Linked DNA regions of Homo sapiens: region 2 is linked to region 1. A link is a loop called in an ENCODE intact Hi-C map of the cell type or tissue named here. Cell type or tissue: Caco-2. All regions are shown on one strand. Each heading gives the region's core, and the rest is flanking DNA. Links, peaks and the distances in the headings are about the cores only.

Region 1 (9,201 bases), core at 392-8,391:
GTGGATTCAAAGCTTTTGTGGTTGGCAATTGGATGAAAAAGTTAAGTTATTACCTAAAGACCTGGAATCAATAGAAAGGAGTGTCTAGGTTAAGATAAGGGGTTGTGGAGACCAAAGTTCTTATTATTTTGATGAAGTCTCATAGATGGTCACCCCCAGGGGCAATAGATAGCAAATGTTTCCTATTAAGACTTTAAAATGTGCTAGACTCTCAGCCAATCTTTTCAGGATCAGAAAGAGACCTGGAAAGGAAAGGGATTCTGTAGAATGTAAATTTCCCCCACAAGAGTCAACTTTGCAGAATCATTTTAAAATATGTCAAAGAAACATATTTTGTGGTAAAATATTTTGAATTCCTTAAGGGCCCTGCTGTCTGTCATTTGATGCTATTCTATAGCCAGGTTGGAATTTAGTATCTTATTGCTACAAAGAGTCTGTTCTACCAGTCGTAGGATCTCTGTTTTAAAGTTAATGCTGGTTAGTTATGCGCCCAAACTCCCAAAGGGAGGAGAGTTTATGAGCATGTCTGATACCTCCTTCACCTCATGGTCAGAAGTGCTTTCTCAGGTTTAGTTGGGCTCCCTTGGCTGATAAGAGGGTCCATTTAGTGAATTGAGGGTTTAGAATTTTATTTTTGCTTTACAGAGATTTTACTTCCCAGCACAGAGAAAGATCTGGCATCACAAGGATAGTTTTAAAATAAGTGATACTATGAAAATGTTAAAAATAAGCAATACTATGAATATATTATTTTTTCATTGCTTCAAGGACTGTCAGTTTTGGGGCACATTGTTAATGAGCAAATGTTAAATCTACCCTTTTTTTTTTTTTTTTTTGAGACAGAGTCTCGCTCTGTCGCCCAGGCTGGAGTGCAGTGGCGCGATCTTGGCTCACTGCAAGCTCCGCCTCCCAGGTTCACACCATTCTCCTGCCTCAGCCTCCGGAGTAGCTGGGACTACAGGCGCCTGCCACCATGCCCGGCTAATTTTTTTGTATTTTTAGTACAGACGGGGTTTCACCACGTTAGCCAGGATAAATCTACTTTTAAAAGGACATGATACTAAAATATTACTCAGACCTAGTAATGTGAATAATAAATAATAATTCAGAGGTTACACCTTAAATAAAATATAAAGCAGAATTGTAAACAATTTGATATTTTGTACTTCGTTTTAGGAAAATTGGGGGAAAATTTTCAAAATTGGTATTTCACATCTCCCATGCAACGATACTTCTTTTTGTTGGCTTCTTAAACTAAAAATCAAGATTGTGATAAGAAATGTCCTATTAAACAAATTTTGTATATTGTATTTGCATCTGGACATGGAGTGATATTGCTTACCATGAGGTATCACTTATATCATTTCAACTGAAATCAGAGTGTGAATAATATAAGTACAGTAAACTAGCTGATCAAATTCAAAATTTCATTTAAAATGAAACAAAATACTTATCCATTTACCTTTCAGTAAGATATAGTTTGGTTAAGAAGAAAAATGTGTGAGAGAGTGAGAGAGAGCTAATTTAGGTACATCAAAATTCCTGAGATTTAAAAACCTCTTTTTGAACGATTCACCTTCTTACAGCTTAGTATTGCCCTTCTACTTGTCAGTTTAGAATTAGCTGTCAAATTTTTCTGGTTATATGCCAGTCTTTCTTTTCATTTTTAAACAGTTATATTTTAAGTGAAATGTGGAGTAAAAAATGGCTTAGACAAATCTGCACATGAGCTCTTTGCTCTGTCACTAATTAGACAGATGACTTATAGAGTTTTATTGTTTTCTGAGTTTTATTTTCTTTAAAGTGGAAGTGACAAAATCTGCTCTATAACCTGGTTGTTGATCAAATTTAATGAGTTAATAGATATAGCACATAGCACAGACTAGGTGCTCAATAAGTACATTTCCCTCTATCGAACTATCCCTTTTAAGTAAGAAAATGCAATATTCTTATTTATCAATTTTAAAATTAATTTAAGACAATAAATATATGTTACATATCATAGTGAATAAATATTACAACAAATTAATGACTGATGGTACTATCATTTCTAAATTTAATAAATTTGTAACTGTCTTAACATGTTTTCTAAGCACTAAAAAAAAAACACTTTTTATATGTATTACAATGTTCATATCAGATGCCACTAGAGGGACTTGTATTATCAAAAGTGTCTTTCAGAAGCATCAATTGAAAATGTAGAGGAAAATTTAGTAAAGTGGAAATGCCAGATAGTGATTTCTATATTTAAGATTTCAACATGTTATGAAAAATGAAACTATTTTCTGCATTAATTCATTTCACTTTTAAATACTTTATTTCAGAATAAATAATATTTTCTGTATTATTGAGTAAAATATTTTTCACTTAATTTAAGCCATTTAAAATAATGATTTTTTGGACATGACACCAAAAGCACAAGCAACAAAACTAAAACCAATGAAACTATATCAAACTAAAAATTTTCTGCCCAATAAAAGAAACAACTTAAGAAAATGAAAAGGCAGTCTATGGAATGGGATGAAATATTTTCAAATAATTTATCTCATAAAGGTTCATCAAAATATGTAGGAAACTCATACAACTCAACAGCAAATACCTAAAAAACCCAATTAAATAATGTGCAAATGACTCCAAAAGAAATTTTTCTAATGAAAACATACAGAGGACCAGTAGGCATATGAAAAGCTACTCAACATCACTAATTATCATTGAAGTACAAATTAAAATCACAATGAGATATCAGCTGACATATGTAAGGATGGCTATTATCAGTGCAATGAAAAATAAGTGTTGGTGAGGATGAGGAGAAAAGGGAACGCTTATACATGTTGGTGGGAATGTAAATTAATACAGCCATTATGGAAAGTATCATGGAGGTCCTTCAAAAAACTAAAAATAGAAACACCATATATATGATCTAAGCAATCCCACTATGGGGTACATATCAAAAGGATATGAAATCAGTATGTTAAGAGATGATTTCACTCCCATGTTCATTGCAGCATTATTCACAGTGGCCAAGGTGTGGAATCAATCTAAGTGTTCATCAGTGGATAAGTGGATAAAGAAAAAATGGTATATACACACAATGGAATATTCTGCAGCCTTCAAAAAGAAGAAAATCCTACCACTTGGGATTATATGAATGAAGCTGGAAGATGTTATGCTAAGTGAAAAAAGCCAGACACAGAAAGACAAATACCACCTGAAATCACTTATATGTGGAGTCTAAAAAAGTCATCTTAATAGAAACAGAGAGTAGAAGGGTGAATATAAGGGGCTGGGGGTTTTGGGTTGGAGGTGGGGGTGGTAGAATGGGAAGATGTTATTCAAAGGGAACAAACTTTTGGTCATAAAATAAGTTCTGGAGACCTAATATATAGCATGGTGCCTTTAGTTAATAATGTGTACTTGGAATTTACAAAGATAATAGATGTCAAGTATTCTCATCATACACACATGGAGTTAACAATGTGAGGTGAAGGATGTGTTAATTGGCTTTCTGGTGGTAATCATTTCATAATGTATATACATTTCAAAACATCACATTTTACACCTTAAATTTATATAATTATTTGTTAATTATACCTCTAAAAAGCTGGAAAAGATAATGTATTAAGAAACAATATTTCAATAGTTTGTGTTTGTATTGTTACGAAAGGAACTCTTTAAAGTGTCAGGTAGCTTTGCCTTATTTTGTCAGTTTTGTGGCATTGCATTGTCAAAATAAACTCTTCACATGTTTGCACAGTTGCTTAAATGAAGACTAAATCAGTAGCTCTCTTAAAATTACATTTAATGCATGGCATTCCCAGTAATACTTTGATCTCAAGTTGTTATCCAATGCAATTGTTTACATATTGATTAAGCATCTACTACATTGAAGGGACTCCGCTCTAGATACAAAGATGAGGAGAGGCACAAGATATGGTCTGTGTTATTATAAAAATGACAATTTCCTACATAAGCATATCACTTGGGATACAAGAAGGAGATGGCACACTCAAATTAGGATAAACTAATGTTTAATTCACAAAGCTGCTTATTAGAAAGTAGTGGGCTAATATAGGGGAATCTCAGAGTGAGTAGCTCAAGATTACAATGAGGAATAAAGGAAGCAACTACAGTAAGTTTTGGTAGAGGCTTATGGAGGGGCCTGTCTGGACAGCAGCAGTGACCTCAGGTCAGAGAAGACAGCCAGCCTGAGATGACCTCACAGGGCAGAAACTAGGAGGATAAATACCTTACTTTGCTTTCTTTTCTTTCCTTATCTGCCAGCACTCCCCATGAGGGAGATCGCTGATGGAAAGTTTCAGTCCAGAGATCAATGAAACCACAGGGACAAAGAGAAAGTGTTAGGCAAGGAAATAAAGACCAAACTGTTGTACAAAACAATATTTTGAATTCTAAGCATAGGTGTAAGTAACTTTATATGAGAGTTTAGATTTTTAAGAAAATCAATTTATTATGTATTTGGAAGAGCTAAGAAAACTTGAAGGAGGAAATGGCATGGCATGTGAGACAGCTGAGTGGTAAGGTATAAATTGTTCAGAATAAACAGAAGTGATGTAAAAAGTGTAGTTTTGTTTGTTGTTGGGAAAATATTTTGGAGTGAGAAAAGAGCTGGGCTTATTACATGTTTTCTACGAAAATATGTGTGTAAGTATTTTACTTTTCAATGTAATTAAAAAGGGAAAAACAAATAATCTTACTCTCATGAACTTAATTTTTTTGTTAATTTCTTTTTCAGTTTGTGTTTTTGTGTAGTCACAGACACACAAAAAGAGAAAGGACGTTAAAATACGACATAGGGCCCACATGAAGAGTATTTGATTTTCCTTTTAAACTATTTTTGTTTTTTTAAACAATGTTTATTCAAAAGTTTACTCCAAGAAAAAAAAAATATATATGAAAATTACAGCATTAAACCTGGCACCTTAGACCAAATCACAACCCTGTCTTCAATTCCCCTTCACTCTAAGCCTCTTTCAAATTCTCTTTCCTGACTAGAAGATCAGTCAAATGCTCGTGGGGTCAGCACCATGCCATATTCCCAGCAGAGCCACTGTATACCTTTCTTTAAGAGTGCATGCCACCCCTCCCCCTACCCCAACTCCTTGTTCTAAAGGATTTAACACATCAGGAAGTTGTTTTGAAATATCAGCCAAAAGGAATGGGGCAGGGGCGAGCCAGTCTTCACTTGAAAGATCCTTTTCCTGCTCCAGTCCTTGGCAAGGGTTATAGAAAAGGCTAGCTGCCAGCTTTCCATGAGTCCACTGGAAGCTCTAAGCCCAGCCCCGCCCAGGGCATCTCCTGCAAAGGCAGGGTGCTTGGTGCTGCCTTCTCAACCTTCTTGGTGACTACACAACAAAGGAGACCTCCAGGGTACAAGAAACACAGATCCCTGAGCCACGTTCCAGGAAAGAGATATGTTCGGGGAAGCCAATTAGGCCTTCACATGGAAGCTTGAGTCGGAGATGGTGCTTTTGTGGTGATTTGGACAAATTAGGTTAGTTTAGCAAAGCTCTGAAGTTGCAGAAGCTTCTCCCATGACTCCTGATTGAACATAGGACAGTAGAGATGAGTACATAGTCAGATTAAGTCTTAGAGAGATGCAGGCTGGTTTCCTGCCACAAGGCCTTGGGACTGGCCCAGACAGATACTGCTAAGTCCCCTGCAAGGGAAGAAGTCACCATAAGGAGGGACTGGGTGGAAAATAGAGAAAAAAGCAACAGCCAAGTCATTTTTGGTATTTTAACATGAAGACAATGACAAGTGGTAACAAAAAAGCAATAAATAACTTGAAAAGACCAATATTTAACTTGCCCATCCACCCAAGTCTCACACTTAAGTTCTATTCTCATCTCCCCCAAAAGCACCACTGAATTAATTACCTTAAAGCAACCAAAGCAACCCAAATTCTCTGGAAACAAGGACCCTCCAGCCAGAGGTGTTTCCTCTCTTGAGCTCAAGTGAGTGGAGGGTTCCGGGAAGGGCACCTTGTAACTAATGCTGCACAGCATGCACTGTGCCAAGCTCCAGCACAGGGCACTTGACTGGGATACAGGTAGTGGTCACAGCATCAGTGCTGACAAGTGAGGAAAGGGACTCTTCAGTAATCCCAACTATTTGGTACCAGAGCCAAGCAAAGGAGACCAAAGAGAGCTGAGTGAAGAGCACTACTCCCAGTTTCAGAAACAGGACGGCCAGTACTAGTCAGTGTCTGGGTTGCGGGAAAGAGAGACTGAAGCCTAAAGGCAATAAAGACTGATGCATAAAGTGCTGATCCTTCTTGTAAGGACCAGAGAATGCACTTGACAGCTGGCAAATCTCTAACTGGCAACTGCTGTGACAAGGCTCTGGCTGGACAGGGAACTATAAAGAGTTTGGTTTCTGGTCCCTGCAGGCCAGTTGCCTGAATGTTGGCAACGGGGCCCCAGCTGGTGATGCTCTTATGCAATGATGTTGCTCTTCTCACAAGCCAGGCTCCAGATTCTCCAGCCACAGAGGTTCTGCCCTGCTTTGGGGTACATGGTAGACTCACAGGAGGTGTTGGTGGCCCCTCAGATAAACAGACCACCCACTTCACTGCCAGCAAAGAGCACGTGTAACCATCATAACCAGCATAGATCTGGGGGCACCCCACGCCCAGGGAAGTCAAACAGCTTCACCTGGCGAGGGGGAACAGTCTCAACTTTCTGCTCCACGTGGCCCAGCCAGCCATAGCCAATGAAGCCCTGAGAAGACTTGCTTCTGGGAGTCCAAAACCAGCGTGTAGTTAGTGCCACAGGCTGTGTCTCATTCAACCATTTGGTACAGGCAGAATCTGTCCATCTTTTGTTTTCTGGATGAAGACAGCCAATCGCAGGGGCACCAGTTTTCAGTAATATTCTAATGGCTGCATCGGGGTGATGAACTTCCCATCCAATTGTTTCCCAGCTGACCATATTCAGGGCACCCAAAGGAAAAGAGGTTTCCTTTGCAGTCCATTATCACACTGAATTCAACTCCACAGGTCATTTTGGTAATGGGCTGGCCTTTATACCTTGTCTGTGCCAAGCTGTGGACAGCATCTGTCTGGTTACCACGACCCAGCTATGCCATCTTGTTCTCCCCAAATGTGAACAAGGAGCTGGTTTCTGTCAAGGTCAGTGTGTGGTTCTGCCCACATGCTGCCGGCAGGATCACTTCATGGCTAAGACCTTTGATGAGTCTGGGAGCTTCCTCTCTCTTGGTGTTGTCATGTCCCAGATGCCCCTTCTCTTGTCCACAGCAGCTCCACAGCTTCCCTTCTATGGTGATGAGGAGGCTGTGAGCAGCACACTAACCAGAAACCACTGCCCACACCTGGGCACTACCAGGTACCCACATATCTGAGGCCCCTCACAAATTCTGACTGAGATTGCCGTAAGCAGCTTTTGCTGTTTAGGCACTTCCTTTCAACCAGTCAAGTCCCAGTTGACTGCCCTTCAAATCAAAAGTTGCCCATTGTACTTCGACCCTTCAAGTTTGATGTGTTCCTTGGTGTACTTAGGCTGAGTGATGACCACAGCCACGCTGCCCGCCCTTGCCTGCTGCTGCATGCCTGATCCCGTCTCCACTGGGGGCCCAGTGGAGCTCCAGACCGTCCTCAAGGTCGTTGCTGCTGTCCTTGCCGCTGCTGCTGTTGCAGTGCTTCCGCCGCGTGTGCCTCTTGCTGGAAGTGCCTGCTTCATTTCCTGGGCCCAGCAAGGCAGAGCCGTTGCCCTAGGGAGGCTTCTGACAGACGGCAGCCCCCGCCTTCTTCCTGGATATGGTCATGGCTGGAGGGAGAAATCTAAACTATTTTGTATTAATTTTCTCAAAAGAATACATGTAATTTAAAATGTCAAATAACACTAAAGGCTGACAATGAAAATAAGAGTAAAAACAAACAGCAATGATCTGATCATGCTCTATCATGTTCCATCCCAAAAGCACATAGTCATCACTTAGGAAACTTCTCACAATATTTACCTACATATACTTATGCTATGAAGAAACTATATCTTTTATGTTCAATGCTTGCAAATTACATGAAGGGAATTATATACATGCTGCTTTATGTTTTGATGTCATCTTTCTTTTATTTTTGTATTTTCTGTATCTCTATTTCTTTTTTCCCCTTAAATTTTTTTTTACCACCCCTAACATCTTCCACCTACTCCAATAAAAACCCCTGTCCTTCCCTCCTTAACTTCTCCCCATCCCATGACCAAGCTCTAATCCATGCTAAAGAACGAAGGTTTGTTCCTTCCTTTTCTTCTTTTGAGTTATGTAACTCTCTACATGTTTGTATGTGTTTATATGGTATATATATATGTGGAATGTTTTGGTCGTGTTTTGATTTTTTTAAAACATGAAGATAATATTTCACACTTTAACCTGTATCTTTCTATTTTCACTCAATAACACCTGATGGAATTACTTTAAATCATTTGGAATAATCATTCTTTTAAATGGCTTAATAATGTTGCATTTTTGAGATAAGTCGTTGTTTATTTAACCATTCTCTTATTGAAGGACATTCACTTTGCAATTTTTGTCAGTATGAAAATTTCTACTCTCTATGTCTTTACATATATATCCAGATGTACTGCTGGTTTTATAGCTAAATAGTGGTTTACATTTATATAATATATATAGAGTTTGAACAAGATTGTCATTAACCTTTTGGTGAAAAAGTCTACTGCTATCTTGTTTAGGTGTTTACTACACATATTTTCAGCATAATCAACTGTCATTTTGGCATTGTCAATGTAATCATATGTGTTTTCTCTTAATTTGTTGATGAAATAAATCTATTGATAAATTGCCCACCATTTAAAGATATTTGAATTACTATTTTAAACAGCTCATCTCAGTCACAATTCTTCCTTGCAAATAGCAGATCCACTTCTGAAAAGTTTAAGCAGAAAGAAAATAAATTTATTGTAGTGTATTAGCAATTCAGTAAGTCTCCAGTAGAGTTCAGAGCCTTTCAGATTGAAAAATGCACAAATTTCATCAACATTCTGCTTGCAGGTGTGGGTCCAATTAAGCTGGGCACAGATATGGAAGAAAATAAACAATATTCTGATGATGCTGAACAAAGGGACTTTCTTTCAGGAGTTTAGCTACTTTAGATTTTATAACTTGAAGTCTCTTTCTCCTTCTCCCACAACAAAGTGAAATTTGTAT
Region 2 (9,201 bases), core at 606-8,605, 52 kb after region 1:
TCAGCACTTAGGTAGAACCTCATAGGCATACCTTCTTGGAATTCATCAGATCTGAGGTCAATAGGAAGGATATTCTTTTTCTGTAAACACTATCTTTTTAAATTCTTGCTTTTGGTCTGAATATGGAAAAATTGGTCAGTTAATTGGCCACCACAATTTTCACTGCCATTTAGGATAACTTATTGGGGTTTGCTTTTTCTTCCCTTGATAAACGTTCATAGTTCCTCCTGCAGATACATGTGTTAATGTGACCCAGCCCCTGATTTATAACAAAATGACCCAGTAGATAACTCCTGCTACAACCTCCTGCAGATTCTTCCCTGGAAATTAGAAACTTTGAACAGAGTATCTAAAAAAGAAAGGTGTTGAAGTTGGGTTTGTGCATTATTTCCTTGGATTGGTGAGTTTCCATTGTCATCTCCCACTAATTACTTGGTTTTGGTGACTTACAACTAAATCAGAATGAACGCATTAAGACCAAATTCAATGTTTTGTGATGTGTAGGAAATCTTAGCCCTCTTTGCACTATGTGTGTTTCCTTTAACAGTGGTGATGCTCCTCTAATGTGCTCTCAGATACCATCTCCTGAGACAGAAGGGCTTTCTAGACAAGTATCCATGTACCTTTACATTCTGCTATATTTCTTCTCAGAAAGGTGACTGTGCTGTACTTGATCTCCTTGTTCCCATCTCACTTCCCTTATAGGAGTCTTCTATTTTATATATCTTACATGATTTTAAAAAGTAGACATTGAAATTTCATTGAAAAATAGTTTGAAATAAGAGATATTTTCAACTTTCAGAATAAGTTTCATGACATCGGATTTAACATATTTTAAATCTTAGATGATAAACTAGCATGTGTAAAATGAACGTGTGAAGAAATAGAAATAAACTCAAATATAATCCTCTTACGTTGACAATTTTTTAAAAAAGAAATGAAATACCTGTCATACAAGTGGGACTATTTTTAATATTATTCTTATAATAAAAGGATGGAAAAATATTTTGTGGGTTCATATTTAATTTTTCTTTCAATTATGGGACTTGCTATGTTTGAGCATTATTATAAGATTAGAATAAATTAAAAGGGATGTGATGTGAAAAGATTCCAAAGCCATATGCAGTAATGAGCAACATTAGTCAAAAATACTTTGTGCTATCTCAGATAAGAAAAGGGCTTCCTATTTCATATTGTCTAATGGTTCACATATAAAATATATTACTTTTTTGGTTAGCTCCTACTTTAATTTTAGTTTAAATGCTTACCAATCTTTTACCTTTTTGTAGTATGGAAATTTAAAACAATAAAGTAGCAGTAAATCTGTATATTTTATTCCAAATTAATGGCAGTATGGAGGATCAGAGTAATCATTATATTGGAATTGGCCACTGTATTTCTGGATTCTTATTTTGTATGAATTATTAAAAACATAAAAGTATTAGACTAGTGTCTTTGTAATCTATATATATTTCATCTAATCCTCAAACCCTGTATGTTAAATGATATCATAGCTATTTAAAAGCAAAGGATGCTAATATATTTTTTTTTTTTTGAGACAGAGTTTTTACTCTGTTGCCCAGGCTGGAGTGCAATGGTCCAAGCAATTCTCCTGCCTCAGCCCCCTGAGTAGCTGGGATTACAGACATGCGCCACCACGTCCTGCTAATTTTGTATTTTTAGTAGAGGCGGAGTTTCACCATGTTGGTCAGCCTGGTCTCGAACTCCTGACTTCAGATGATCCGCCCACCTCAGCCTCCTGAAGTATTGGGATTACAGGCGTCAGCCACCAAGCCTGGCCCAGAGGATGCTCATTTATTGGAAGAGAGAGCTAGAGTTTAGATGTTCAAGTAACTTAACTACATAATTAAGAAATGGCTAGGTCAGGATTTGAACACAAGTTGTTCTTGCTCCAGTGATTCCAGGTTAGTATGAAATGATACACCACAGGATTTTAAACCAAGTGTTGTGTTTATTTGTCTTCCACATCAAGTTCAGAAGAACAATTGCTGTCTATCATTCACCTCTTTCTTTTTTTTTAAACCCAGAGCATAGTGAAATACCTAGTACTTTACTCAATAAATGTTTTAATTGAATGTATGCATGAAAACTTGAATGCATAGATGAATGATAAATATGTTGTGCGTAAATAAGAATGAATCATTTATTCCAGATTTTAAAATTGTTTTTAAAATCATTGTTAGATATTTGGTCATATTTCAACAGTGATAGCAGCTAAACCCACTTATCTTGTTTAAGGCATTTCTACTTTTGAGATTAGCCAAGCTCACTTTAAAATCAACATCTGTCATCTAGATTCTGAGACCTAACAAGATTGCAAAACTTTTAATTCTGTTTATGCAAGTTCTATTGAGTGCAAAATATGAATGGGGGTTATGATTGTTAAATCTCTGTAAAATACATGGAATGCAAAACATATTATAAACTCAGACAGGAATCAATTCAAGATAATTTTATGGAGATGGTACAGATAAAGTGAGTGTTCTTATAAAATAAAACTTCTCTAGTTACTATAGTAAGAGAAGGTGAAGAAGCATTGTGAAGAATATTTTATGCTCAAGGAAACTGATACTCCCTTGCAAAATGTTCAGATGATTTAGATAAGCAGTCCAAATTTATGAAATTGTATGCATTTTCAATGATTAAAAGTATTCCTTAGAAAAATGGTCTTTCTCAAATTGTGCTTACTAGATGCCAGGCTTCTCAACTTCTGAGATAATAAAAATTGTATTTATAAATTGCACTAGGTAAACATTACCGGCTTTATTTTTTAGCTACATGAGTGCTATAAAAATGTCACTGAAGTGTCCCTTACCAGAATATTTTAATAAATACTTACCGGATGATTCCACAGCACTAGCCTTAGAGATTTATACTAGAGATGATTATAGTTGTGGTCTGGACACTATCTGTCATGCTGCTGCCATCAACATTGGTGTTTTGATTTTGGCTAAACTCATATCACACTACTCCAAGATCAGAAGCTTCACTGTATAGTTTCTGCCTGCTTAGTGTCAATTACACTGGGTATAAGTTGTTTTTACTCTTGTGCCAGATGTGAAATGGGCATCATAACTACTCATTTCTTTTTCCCTAGTTAGTAGTCTCAGTGCAGGATTGTGACCACACCTAGTTTTTTTTTCTGTCATTAAAGTGAAAACCCAAAGAGTTTTATGCCGATCCACTGTTCTTACTTCTTTTCGATTTGTGTCTGCATCAATCAAGGAAACAGTTCAAACTTTATCCATATAAAGATTATACTCTTGCTCTGTTATAAACTCTTTGCAGGTTTAAAATATTTTCTTCAGAATATATAGCAAATCTTTTGGAGAATAATATGCAGTTGAATAGTCTTTTAACAGAAGATGTATACTATCTCTTTAATATGGGATGAGTCGTGTTTGTGTGTGCGTGTGTGTGTGTGTGTGTGTGTGTGTGTGTGTGTGTGTATCTAAAACCTTCCCCAGAAATATCTGGGCATTATAAATGAGTTTGTTGTAGGATGGCTTTCATTTATTTCCTCTTTGCTGGTCTCATACCACTCTGTGGGAATCGGCCCTTTGTCAATAGTCATCAGAGAAATATGAGAATCTTTTATGGTATAATCCCTTATTTACAAAGGGAGTATGAGTAAGAGCTCAGTCTCTTTTGAGCTTTCAGTACACTTCCATGATTTCTAGTACTACCCCTCAGCTTCTTACTCACTACTTAACTCAGATTCAGAAATGTGATCAGAAGTGTGTCTTTTTTATCTGGATGAATATGTTTAAGTTTTTTATTTGATGTCTGCCATGAGTTCAAGTGCAGACGGACAGAGTTTTTCCAATCATTCCATGAACAATAGAATATTTTGGAGAATCAATTTGTCTGCTTAGGTCTTCACTATGTTTCAAGCACATACAGCAGCACCTGGCTTAATAGGCATTGAATATTAAATTAATGAATAAATGAATTAATGGAAGTGGAGCTAAGAGAAGGAATTACATAATTCAAATATTTATTAATATCTTGTGACAACCCAGTGTTATGCTCCATTAAAGAGCCATATGGCAGGTAGAGTCTAAAAGCCATGAAATCTGCCCCACTGTGAAATTCTGAGAACTAATTATAAATCTTTCCTCTGACTATGTCCTCACCCTCTACTCCTTCCTTATTTACCAATTTCCCCTTCTGTTGATAAAATCTTTGTTTAAAGTTATTATGGCTTTATACTAGACTAGTTTCACACACACATATTTTTGAACAAGCACCTCTTTCTGTGTCTGTCTTTCTGTCATCTATTTCAGCTGACTCTCTTTTTCATCTATTTTTAAATAATCTATTGAATCTATATGTTATTGAGCTATAGTTAGATGGGCAGCATGTGATAGAAGTAAAGAGCACAGTTGGGGCAAGATGGCAGAATAGAAGCTGATACCATTCGTCCCCATGGCTGGAGCACCAAATTTTAACATCTATCTGCACACAGAAAAACACTGTTGCAAGAACCAAAAATCAGGAACAATCTCAGCCACAGTGGGTAGAGCAACAGGTAGGCTCTTGGGATCCCCAAGTCCAGGTCAAGGCCCTTGAACAGCATTTATGGAAGCTGCCCTGGGCCAGAGGGGAGCCCACTGGACTGAAGGGTTTGTACAAGGCCTGGCAGGATTCACCAAAAGCAGATGGAAGAGCCTTGGGCTTTAAGCAAACATCAGAGGTGGTTTTGGAACAGGAAAGGTTCCCTTGTCTGCCTCGCAGGGCATGTGATGGGGGTGTGCCTCGCTTTTTCAGTGCCCTGTTGCTGAGCATACACAGACGGGCAGGCTGTGGGGCAGTGACCCCACTGCAGTGTCTAGGGGTGAATGTTGACAGCCCCTGAAGCCCCAGTGGGGGTGTGTCACAGGGTGCTCTCTTAGTTTGCTGTTTATAGGTAGCTTGTGTTAACCAAGTCAATTAGACCCTCTACCTTGTCACAAGGACAGAGGGCTTTATGTATCCCAGGTTCTTGGCTTGGTGTACTGGAAGAATTGGATCACACATGGGCTTCGAGAATGAGTGCAAAGTTTTATGAAGTGAAGTGGAAGTCGCTCTCCGACAATGGGGGAGCCTGAAGGGAGATGGTTTTCCCCTGGAGTTGGGCCCCTTGGTGGCTCTGGCTCTTCTCTGACTACCCTGGCCAAACTCCGCCTTGTACCGCTGGTTGTTGGGCTGCCGCTGTGCATCAGCGGTAAGTGTGCTCTTTCACCAGCGTGCTCCCTCTACGTCCTCGCCTCTAGCCACTTGTGTCTTCTTCCACTGATGTGCTCCTCTCCATGTCTGGGCGCCTCTGTGTTTGCCCACTAGGATCTCGGGGTTTTATAGGTCCATGGAGGTGAAGCCCTCGCAAGGGACTATCCCTTTCTCTACCCAGCAATTCCCTGAGCCCTCCCCTATCATTCCCCACTCTGAAGAGGTATATCTAACTGCCATTAGAATATGAACGATGACTGGTCTTAGCTGCTTCCTGCTGAGAAGGGTCGTTGTTCTGGGGAAAACAGCAGTCAGACTCCTCTCAGAGGTCCGTCTAAATGTTCTTAGCAAAGGGGTACCATCTCTGAAGCTCTGGTGGCCTGGCCATTTGGAGTTTGGTGGCTTCTAGGCCGTGAGAGAAAAAAAGTTTTATAAGGTTAAGATTGCATGAGTTAAACGTGTATTATACAAAAAAAAAAAAAAAAAAAAAAAAAAAAAAAAAGCCGGGCGCGGTGGCTCACGCCTGTAACCCCAGCACTTTGGGAGGCCGAGGCGAGGGGATCATGAGGTCAGGAGATCAAGACCATCGTGACTAACACGGTGAAACTCCGTCTCTACCAAAAATACAAAAAATTAGCCAGGCATGGTGGCGGGCGCCTGTAGTCCCAGCTACTCAGAGGCTGAGGCAGGAGAATGGTGTGAACCCGGGAGGCGGAGCTTGCAGTGAGCCGAGATCGCGCCACTGCACTCCAGCCCAGGTGACAGAGCCAGACTCCATATCGAAACAAAACAACAACAACAACAAAAAGAATTTAGTGCCAAAGATTACAGAGATAAGAAGTGAAATATACTAATGACAACATTGTACCCCAAGCTGTTTCACCCTGGTGAAAGAAATTAAACTTTGTATGGGAGCGGATAAACTGTAGAAGAGAGATAACTGTTCTTGCCATATCTTTAACAGTTAATAGCCCACTGGGAATACCTGTATTTCCTCTCTCTTTCCCAGTCCTCCCTGTCTCTATTATAAAAGTCCGAGGTAGCCACTTTCAAGAAGTCCTCTAATGTACTTTCTTGTCCCAGGGCCCATTTCTGCAACTTCCTCCTGATATCAGCAGAAGACTGAGTAATAAATTTATCCTTTAGGATTAGTGGTCCCTCGACTGAATCAGGAGATAGAGAGTTGTGCTTTACCAAGTCCTCTCAGCCTTTCAAGGAAGGCAGTGGGATTTTCATCAAATCCCTGGTCCATGATGGACAACTTAGTATAATTGAGAGGCTTGGCTTGGTCTTAGTCCTGTGTAAGCCCTCCATTATGAACAACTAAAAGTGTCTCCTTTTCCAGTCTTCCACTTCATCATTGGGACCCCATTTAGGGCCATGCATTGGTACTGCTTCTCTTCTGGTTGGATAATATTTGTCCCCATACCTGATGCTATATGTGATACAATCCTCAACCCCATATCTCTGTGCTGCTTGCAGAGCAGACTGTTTCTCATTGTCTGTCAGGGTCTGATTCAAAAGTAACATAATGTCTCTCAAGGAGAGTTCAAATATTTGGGAGAAATTCTGGAAAGTCTATATATCTATCAGGGTCATCTGAGAACTTGCCAAGGTCCCCCTTAATTTGTTTTAAGTCCTTTAGGGAGAAGGCGACCTGGACCTTACTGGGCCCAAATTCACTAGGCATCTGTTGGAGGGGGAAGAGCGAGACTGGGGCTTATTTGGAGTGAGGATTTCTAGGAGGGGGAAGTAAGAGGCTGAAGCTGGACAGGGAGGTCAGGGTTGACCCAGAGGATCAGGGCTGGAGGGAGCTATCTTCTCTGCTGAGGGTGTCTCTGGGACTCATATCTTTAATTCCTTGGACTTTCCCCTTGTAGCCTTCCCTGAGATGGCAAACAGAAGGGCTGGATCAATTCTACATTGTCGGCAAAGGTCTGGATTGCCTTGCAAGGTATAGAAAGACTGCACATATGGGGCCTCAGACCATCTGTCCTCTCATCTACAGAAAAGTTCCAACAGCCGGATGGTATCAAAATGAATGGTTCCTTCCTGGGGCCAACTCAGTCCCTCATGCAAATCATAATTTGGCCAAACCTTTGTGCAGAGGGCTATGAGGCATTTTTCCTCCAGATTCTGAGGGTCAAAGTAGTCCCAGTGATTCAGGATATGCTCCAAAAGAGTATACGCTGGGTGGGGAGGGGGGCGGGTAAAGATAACTGGTTGCCTATTCTGAAAGACAGGGAGTAGAGGTGTCCCTCATTCCCTTCCTTCTTTCAATGAAAACTCAGGGTGTGATGTAGAGAGAAAGCAGGCATCCTCCTTTCACTCTCCACCCCTTATCCCTGAGCCCTGGTGACCTTGGCAGGTGCTGGCCATGGGTACTGGTGCGGTATGTACCCATGCAGCAAGGAAAACCTGGAGAATAGTAATTAACCGCCCTCAGCTACATCTCCATTTCTCCCTATTGTTGGCAAACTTTGAGTTCTCTTGGCCAGTTTATGCCTTGCAGCATGGCCTCTTTCTGTGAGGTGGGAGGTTTAGTCAGCAGGAATTGGTTTTGGTTATTTACATTGGGCCTGTTGCCTGGCTTTGGATCCCTCAAACTTGGTTTTTCCTTTTAAGGCCTCTGTCTGAAGCTTGGAATCAAGTTTGGGACTTAAAAGGCCTTTTAGAGGCTGTTTGTATCTGTTTAGAGTGTTTCAAATGTGCCCTGTGGAATTTGCAGTTATCAGCCAGCAGGGGCCACTCCTCTGTTAACTTCCCTATCAGAAACAGAGTGGGCAGGGGGAGCCCTCTCACTTGGAAAAGGAAAAAAGAGAAAAACAGTTTAAGGGGAAAAGGGGAAGATTCTGGAGGAAGAATCCCTTGCTTAGTGCAACTGGGCCTTTCTAATCCTTATATCTTTTCCCCAGTTCAGACCAGACTGAATTCCTCAGCCTGGGAATGAAAACGTTCATTGGTGCACAGGCAAGAAGTGCCCATCCTTTGGCCCTGTGGGGTCGTGGATACAACTGCAACTTTCTGCTGCCCCCACTTATGGCTGTTGGGCTTGGCCTTTGCCTGCTCAGACACACCCAGGTGCCCGGGCTGGGAGGGGCACCTCTAGGAACAATTGGTCTGATTTGCACCTTTGGCAGCTGAGCCTAATGCTCATTTTACTTAGTAACATTGCCACAGCCTGTAGCAAAACTCTTAACATTATGAAGGAAGAGATAAGAGCCATTTTGAACTGTGTGTGAGAGAGAAAAGAGACAGTCTGGGGGTTTTTACTGGCAGGTTAAGACAGAGCTTTTGAAGGGAAACAGAAGCTCTTACCCGCAGGAAAGAGAAAGAGGTGGCAGGGTTTCAGAAGAGAGACAGACCCGACAGTTTCACATTTGTTCACATTCACCTTCCAGGATCCCTGATGAGCCCCCAGTTGAAATGGGTTAAGTTCCCTTGTCCCCCTTGCAGGGCATGCTATGGGGGTGTGACTTGCATCTTCAGTGCCCTGATGCTTAAACCTCTAGGGGAGCATAAAGACAGGCAGGCTGTGGGGCTCCAACTCCACAGCAGTGTCTAGGGGGAATGTTTACAGCTCCTGAAGCCCCAGTGGACATGTGCTACAGGGTGCTCTCTTAGTTTGCTGTCTATAGGCAGCTTGTGTTAACCAGCTCAATTAGACCCTCTACCTTGTCACAAGGACAAAGGGCTTTCTGTATCTCAGGTTCTTGCCTTGTTGTACCAGAAGGATCAGTTCACACGTGGGCTTGGAGAATGAGTGCAAAGTTTTATTGAGTGGCAGTAGCTCTCAGCAGATGGGGAGTCAGAAGGGATAGGGTTTTCTGCTGGCGTTGGGCAGCTCGGTGGCCCCAGCTCTCCTCTGAGTGCCCTGGCCAAATTCTGCCTCATCCTGCGGGTTGATGAACTGCTGGTGTGCCAACGTCTGTTGGTGTGCTTTTCTACCAGTGTGCTCCCTTGATGTCCTCT

The links. Peaks named below come from ENCODE experiments on the same cell type or tissue, not always from the same donor. Only the 100,000 strongest peaks of a DNase experiment are listed, where the experiment ranks them.
Region 2: it touches region 1 in a loop (3-fold over the local background); 3 of 110 quality-filtered maps call a loop at or near these places.

What each region holds. Positions count from the first base shown.
Region 1 is chr3:96,751,777-96,760,977 of GRCh38, reverse strand. It overlaps the pseudogene RCC2P5. Among named protein-coding and RNA genes, the nearest start is that of EPHA6, 58 kb to the left of the region's middle. In Caco-2, for the core only: no CTCF peak of the experiment used is centred there; DNase peaks (open chromatin) are centred at 4,217 and 5,115.
Region 2 is chr3:96,699,857-96,709,057 of GRCh38, reverse strand. No RefSeq gene overlaps it. Among named protein-coding and RNA genes, the nearest start is that of EPHA6, 110 kb to the left of the region's middle. In Caco-2, for the core only: a CTCF peak has its summit at 8,018 (motif pointing right); no DNase peak of the experiment used is centred there.